2 separate regions of the Homo sapiens genome follow, and region 2 is linked to region 1. Evidence: chromatin loops called from intact Hi-C (ENCODE). Cell type or tissue: adrenal gland. All regions are shown on one strand.

Region 1 (2,500 bases):
CTAGGTCTGAGACCACACAGCCCTGGCCCGGGCTCTGGCCTTTGGGAGGGAGAGATTTGACCAGAAGTGATTGGTGGTTTAGAGTCGGGTTGGGCAAATGTCATCTGTTCCCCTCTCTCAATATGGAGATTTTTCTTGCTCTAAGGACTGAGTGGAGTTGTGATGTGTCTGGACAGCCGGTGTGAGAGGTAACAGGGGAGGGTATTTCAGTCTGAGTTGCTGTACAGCCAGCTGTTTGAATGGTTGTTCTTTTCCCATGAAGCCCCAGGCTGAGGGCATAGGCTGGCTCAGACTGCTCCCCTGGTGGCCTGTGGGGCTTGGGGTGGTCTCTGGCAGGCTTTCCCCTTCCCTTCATCCCTCTTCTTTCCCTCCCAAGCCCTGACTCAGTCCTTGACACCGATGGGGACTTCGATCTGGAGGACACAATGGACGTAGCGCGGCGTGTGGAGGAGCTCCTGGGCCGGCCAATGGACAGTCAGTGGATCCCGCACGCACAATCGTGACCCCGCGACCTCTCCATCTTCAGCTTCTTCATCTTCACCAGAGGAATCACTCTTGTGGATGTTTTAATTCCATGAATCGCTTCTCTTTTGAAACAATACTCATAATGTGAAGTGTTAATACTAGTTGTGACCTTAGTGTTTCTGTGCATGGTGGCACCAGCGAAGGGAGTGCGAGTATGTGTTTGTGTGTGTGTGTGTGTGTGTGTGTGTGTGCGTGTTTGCACGTTATGGTGTTTCTCCCTCTCACTGTCTGAGAGTTTAGTTGTAGCAGAGGGGCCACAGACAGAAGCTGTGGTGGTTTTTACTTTGTGCAAAAAGGCAGTGAGTTTCGTGAAGCCTGGAAGTTGGCCATGTGTCTTAAGAGTGGCTGGACTTTGACATGTGGCTGTTTGAATAAGAGAAGGACAAAGGGAGGAGAAAGCACATGTGCTCCAGTGAGTCTTCGTCACTCTGTCTGCCAAGCAATTGATATATAACCGTGATTGTCTCTGCTTTTCTTCTGAAATGTAGATAACTGCTTTTTGACAAAGAGAGCCTTCCCTCTCCCCCACCCCTGTGTTCTTGGGTAGGAATGGGAAAAGGGGCAACCTACAAAGATTGTTGGGGCAAGGGAAGTCACAAGCTTTCGGATGGGCGGTGGCTTTTCACAAAACATTTAGCTCATCTTATTCTCTCTTTGTCCTCTCTCCCCTCCTGCCCGCCCGCACCCTGGAATTGCCACTCAGTTCCTCTGGGTGTGCACATATGTTTGGAGAAATAGAGGAGAGAAAAGAGGGCCACGTAACTGAGAGCTTACAGTGCCAATGCCGTTTGTGTTCTGGCCAGAGTGGAGTGCGCAGCCCTGACTCCCAGGCGCTGAGATTGTTGCCTGGTTACCCAGGAAGCTGCTGTTCCGGCTGCCCAGCCTTTCTCTGAGCCAGCGGATGCACAGTCCGTGGCCTTCTTCAGGCTTATTGATGATGCTTTTTGCAAATGTTGAATCATGGTTCTGTTTCTAAGTTGGATCTTTTTTGTTTTCTCCTTGCCACCCTAATTTGACATCAAAATTCTCTCTTGTGCATTGGGCCCTGGGTCATTCAAACCCAGGTCACCTCATTCCCCTTCTCTGTTCACACCTAATGTCTTGAAGAGTAGGTAGCAGCAGTGTGGGCTGAACCTAGGCCAGCTTGCTTAGCGGGTCACCCTGCTGTGAAGTCCTGGCAGGTGTTGGTAATGTGTGGAAATGCAGTCAGCAAGTTTGCTGGGGAGTTTGATAAAAGTATAAAACAAAACAAAAAAAGCCTCGGTATAATTTTGTTCCACGACTTCTTCTGTAGCTTTACACCAGAAGGAAGGAATGGGCTACAGCAGGTAGTGGAGGAAGAGGGGGGTGAGCAGGTGTATTAAAATAGCTTACGGGTAAGGCCTAAAAGGTCACCCCTCGGCCCCCTCTCCAAAAGAAGGGCATGGGCACCCCCAGGAGAGGATGGCCCCAAAAACCTTATTTTTATACATGAGAGTAAATAAACATATTTTTTTTACAAAAATAACTTCTGAATTTATCAGTGTTTTGCCGTTAAAAATATTCCTCTATAGTAAATTATTTATTGGAAGATGACTTTTTTAAAGCTGCCGTTTGCCTTGGCTTGGTTTCATACACTGATTTATTTTTCTATGCCAGGCAGTAGAGTCTCTCTGCCTCTGAGGAGCAGGCTACCCGCATCCCACTCAGCCCCTCCCTACCCCTCAAGATTTGATGAAAATTCCAACCATGAGGATGGGTGCATCGGGGAAGGGTGAGAAGGAGAGCCTGCCTGCTCAGGGATCCAGGCTCGTAGAGTCACTCCCTGCCCGTCTCCCAGAGATGCTTCACCAGCACCTGCCTCTGAGACCTCGCTCTCTGTTCCAGCAACCCTGGTTGGGGGGTCAGACTTGATACACTTTCAGGTTGGGAGTGGACCCACCCCAGGGCCTGCTGAGGACAGAGCAGCCAGGCCGTCCTGGCTCACTTTGCAGTT
Region 2 (2,500 bases), 100 kb before region 1:
ACCAGGAAACAGAAAACAGAGAGCAAGGACCCAAGCCATCTGCCAAAGGAGGATCCCAGACCAGGATCCAAAGACCAAGCTCACAGTCCTCACAGACCCCAGTCCAGGAACCTGGAACCCAGAGTGCCAAGGCCATGGTGGAAGGCAGGCGCCCAGCACCCCAGCCCTTCTGGCCTCACCTCACCTCTGGGCTGGCCCTGGGGTGAGGAAGGACCACTCAGCAGGGGCCCAAGGGGTGGGGCTGACCCCAGGTGAGTCCTAGGGCCTGGGGGTGCTGGGGTAGGGCTCCCACGGGGACTCACCGGCTCAGCAAAGGCATTGTCCCACAGCACAGTAGCCGTGGCATTGTGGTCCTGGCTGCCGTGGACGATGACAACCACAGGTAGGGACAGAGTCTACAGGAGTCAAAGGAACCCAAGTTGATGGGGCGTGACCACCACGTGCCCTCTGCTTAGGCAACATGCCCAATCTGCTTTATTTTTTTTTATGTATTTTTTTTTTTGATATGGAGTTTCACTCTTGTTGCCCAGGCTGGAGTGCAATGGTGCAATCTCGGCTCACCACAACCTCTGCCTCCCGGGTTCAAGCGATTCTCCTGCCTCAGCTTCCCAAGTAGCTGGGATTACAGGCATGTGTCACCACACCTGGCTAATTTTGTATTTTTAGTAGAGACGGGGTTTCTCCATGTTGGTCAGGTTGATCTCGAACCCCTGACCTCAGGTGATCCACCCTCCTTGGCCTCCCAAAGTGCTGGGATTACAGGCAAGACCCACCACCCATGGCCGCAATCTGCTTTATTTTCTTCGAGACAGGGTCTCGCTCGGTCGCCCAGACTGGAGGGCAGTGGTGCAATCACAGCTCACTGCAGCCTTGACCTCCTGGGCTCAAGTGATCCTCCTGCCTCAGCCTCCAGAATAGCTGGGACTACAGGTGCAGGCCACCATGCCCAACTTTTTTCTTTTTTTTGTAGATACGGGTTCTCACTATGCTGCCCAGGCTAGTCTTGAACTCCTGGACTCAAGCAGTCCTCCCTCTTCTGCCTCCCAAAATGCTGGAATTACAGGTGAGAGCCACCACACCTGGTCCCAACCCACTTTCCTCACCCACAGTTCCAAACACAAGCCCCTCCCAGCAAAATGTAGGCACAAGCAAACAAACAAAAACTACAACCGACTTCTTCTTAGCCCATTGCCTAAATTGTCTGGGTTAGTCCCAGATTATAACCTATCAAACAGGGACCCACAGAGTCAAAGCAGGCTGTCCGATGGCATTGCTGCCAGGAGTCCTGAGGCAGGCCCCTCCACCTCTTGGGTGACCTGGAGCAGTGGGGGCAGGAGGGCTGGGGGTCTCACCTTCACCTGGAACACAAGCTCATTGCTGCCAACACTGAACTGAGACTCAAACAGGACTGTGAACTTCTCCTCTGTCACGGACTCTGCACCCCGCCGGTCAGCACGCTTGATCCTCTTCAGTGACTGCAGGGTGGGAGGTGACAGGGGAACAGGGAGATGGCGGCTGCTTACAAGGACTCAGCTCTGGGCAGACCTGCCCTCCGAGGGTGGGCCCCGTCCTCACCATGTTCCTGAAGTGGGCACTGAGGGTGCCCGTGGCTTGGTGGTACTCCATCACGCAGCAGTTGTTCAGGATCTCACCACTGCACTCGCTGCAAAGGAGAGGGGGGTCCCAGCTCCACATGGGCCCCAGGCCAGGAGCATGGTCCTGTCCACACCTCGGGCTGGGGTCTTCGCTCAGGTCAGCCCTGCCAGCAGCCCCTGCCCCGTATCCCCTAAGAGTGTTTCTTGGCGTCTTTCTGGGTTACTGACTTCTCCATCAACCTGGTGCCCAGCACCCAAGGCAAGGTCTCCAGTGGTGAGGTCTGGATCTATCATTAGAAATTCCTCGATACCAAGATTGATGTGAGGGCTTTGGGGACTTCCAATAGCTTCTAATGCACTTAAGATAAAAATCACAACCACAGTCTCTGAGGATCCCTATGGTCAACACCTACCCACCCCCCTGGCCTCACTGAATTCCTCTCCCCTCACTCAGGACATGCAAGCCCCGTTGGCCCTGGCTGTCTGCTGAACATGCCAGGCTTGGACATTGGCCCTTGCTCTTCCTGTCACCCCAAACACTCTTAGCCTTCTCCTCCTTCAGGTCTCAGCCCAGATAGCTCCCCAGAAAGGCCTTCCTGGACCACTTATCTGGAGAAGCTTACCAAGCTGACCTTTCCTCACCCCCGCCTTAAACACATCTCCAACGCTAGCAGATTGCTCTTTTTTCTTTTTTTTTTTGAGACAGAGCTTTGCTCTTTTTGCCCAGGCTGGAGTGCGATGGTGCAATCTCAGCTCACCACAACCTCCACCTCCCAGGTTCAAGTGATTCCACTGCCTTAGCCTCCCAAGTAGCTGGGACTACAGGCGCACACAACCATACCTGGCTAATTTTTGTATTTTTAGTAGAGATTGGATTTTGCCATGTTACTCAGGCTGGTTTCGAA

The links. Hi-C counts contacts between places; a loop is a spot of excess contacts. Peaks named below come from ENCODE experiments on the same cell type or tissue, not always from the same donor. Only the 100,000 strongest peaks of a DNase experiment are listed, where the experiment ranks them.
Region 2: a loop joins it to region 1, with 2.2 times the contacts of the local background. A loop is called at or near these places in 3 of 110 quality-filtered maps.

What each region holds. Positions count from the first base shown.
Region 1 is chr17:42,199,741-42,202,240 of GRCh38, reverse strand. It overlaps STAT5B (signal transducer and activator of transcription 5B), which reads left to right. Exons shown (of 19, transcript NM_012448.4): 19 at 377-2,500. The coding sequence ends at 503. Among named protein-coding and RNA genes, the nearest start is that of GHDC, 6.5 kb to the right of the region's middle. In adrenal gland, no CTCF peak of the experiment used is centred here; DNase peaks (open chromatin) are centred at 1,230 and 2,470; H3K27ac peaks cover 2,395 bases.
Region 2 is chr17:42,303,505-42,306,004 of GRCh38, reverse strand. It overlaps STAT5A (signal transducer and activator of transcription 5A), which reads right to left. Exons shown (of 19, transcript NM_001288718.2): 10 at 1,576-1,663; 11 at 1,353-1,475; 12 at 303-395. Among named protein-coding and RNA genes, the nearest start is that of STAT5A, 16 kb to the right of the region's middle. In adrenal gland, no CTCF peak of the experiment used is centred here; no DNase peak of the experiment used is centred here; H3K27ac peaks cover 451 bases.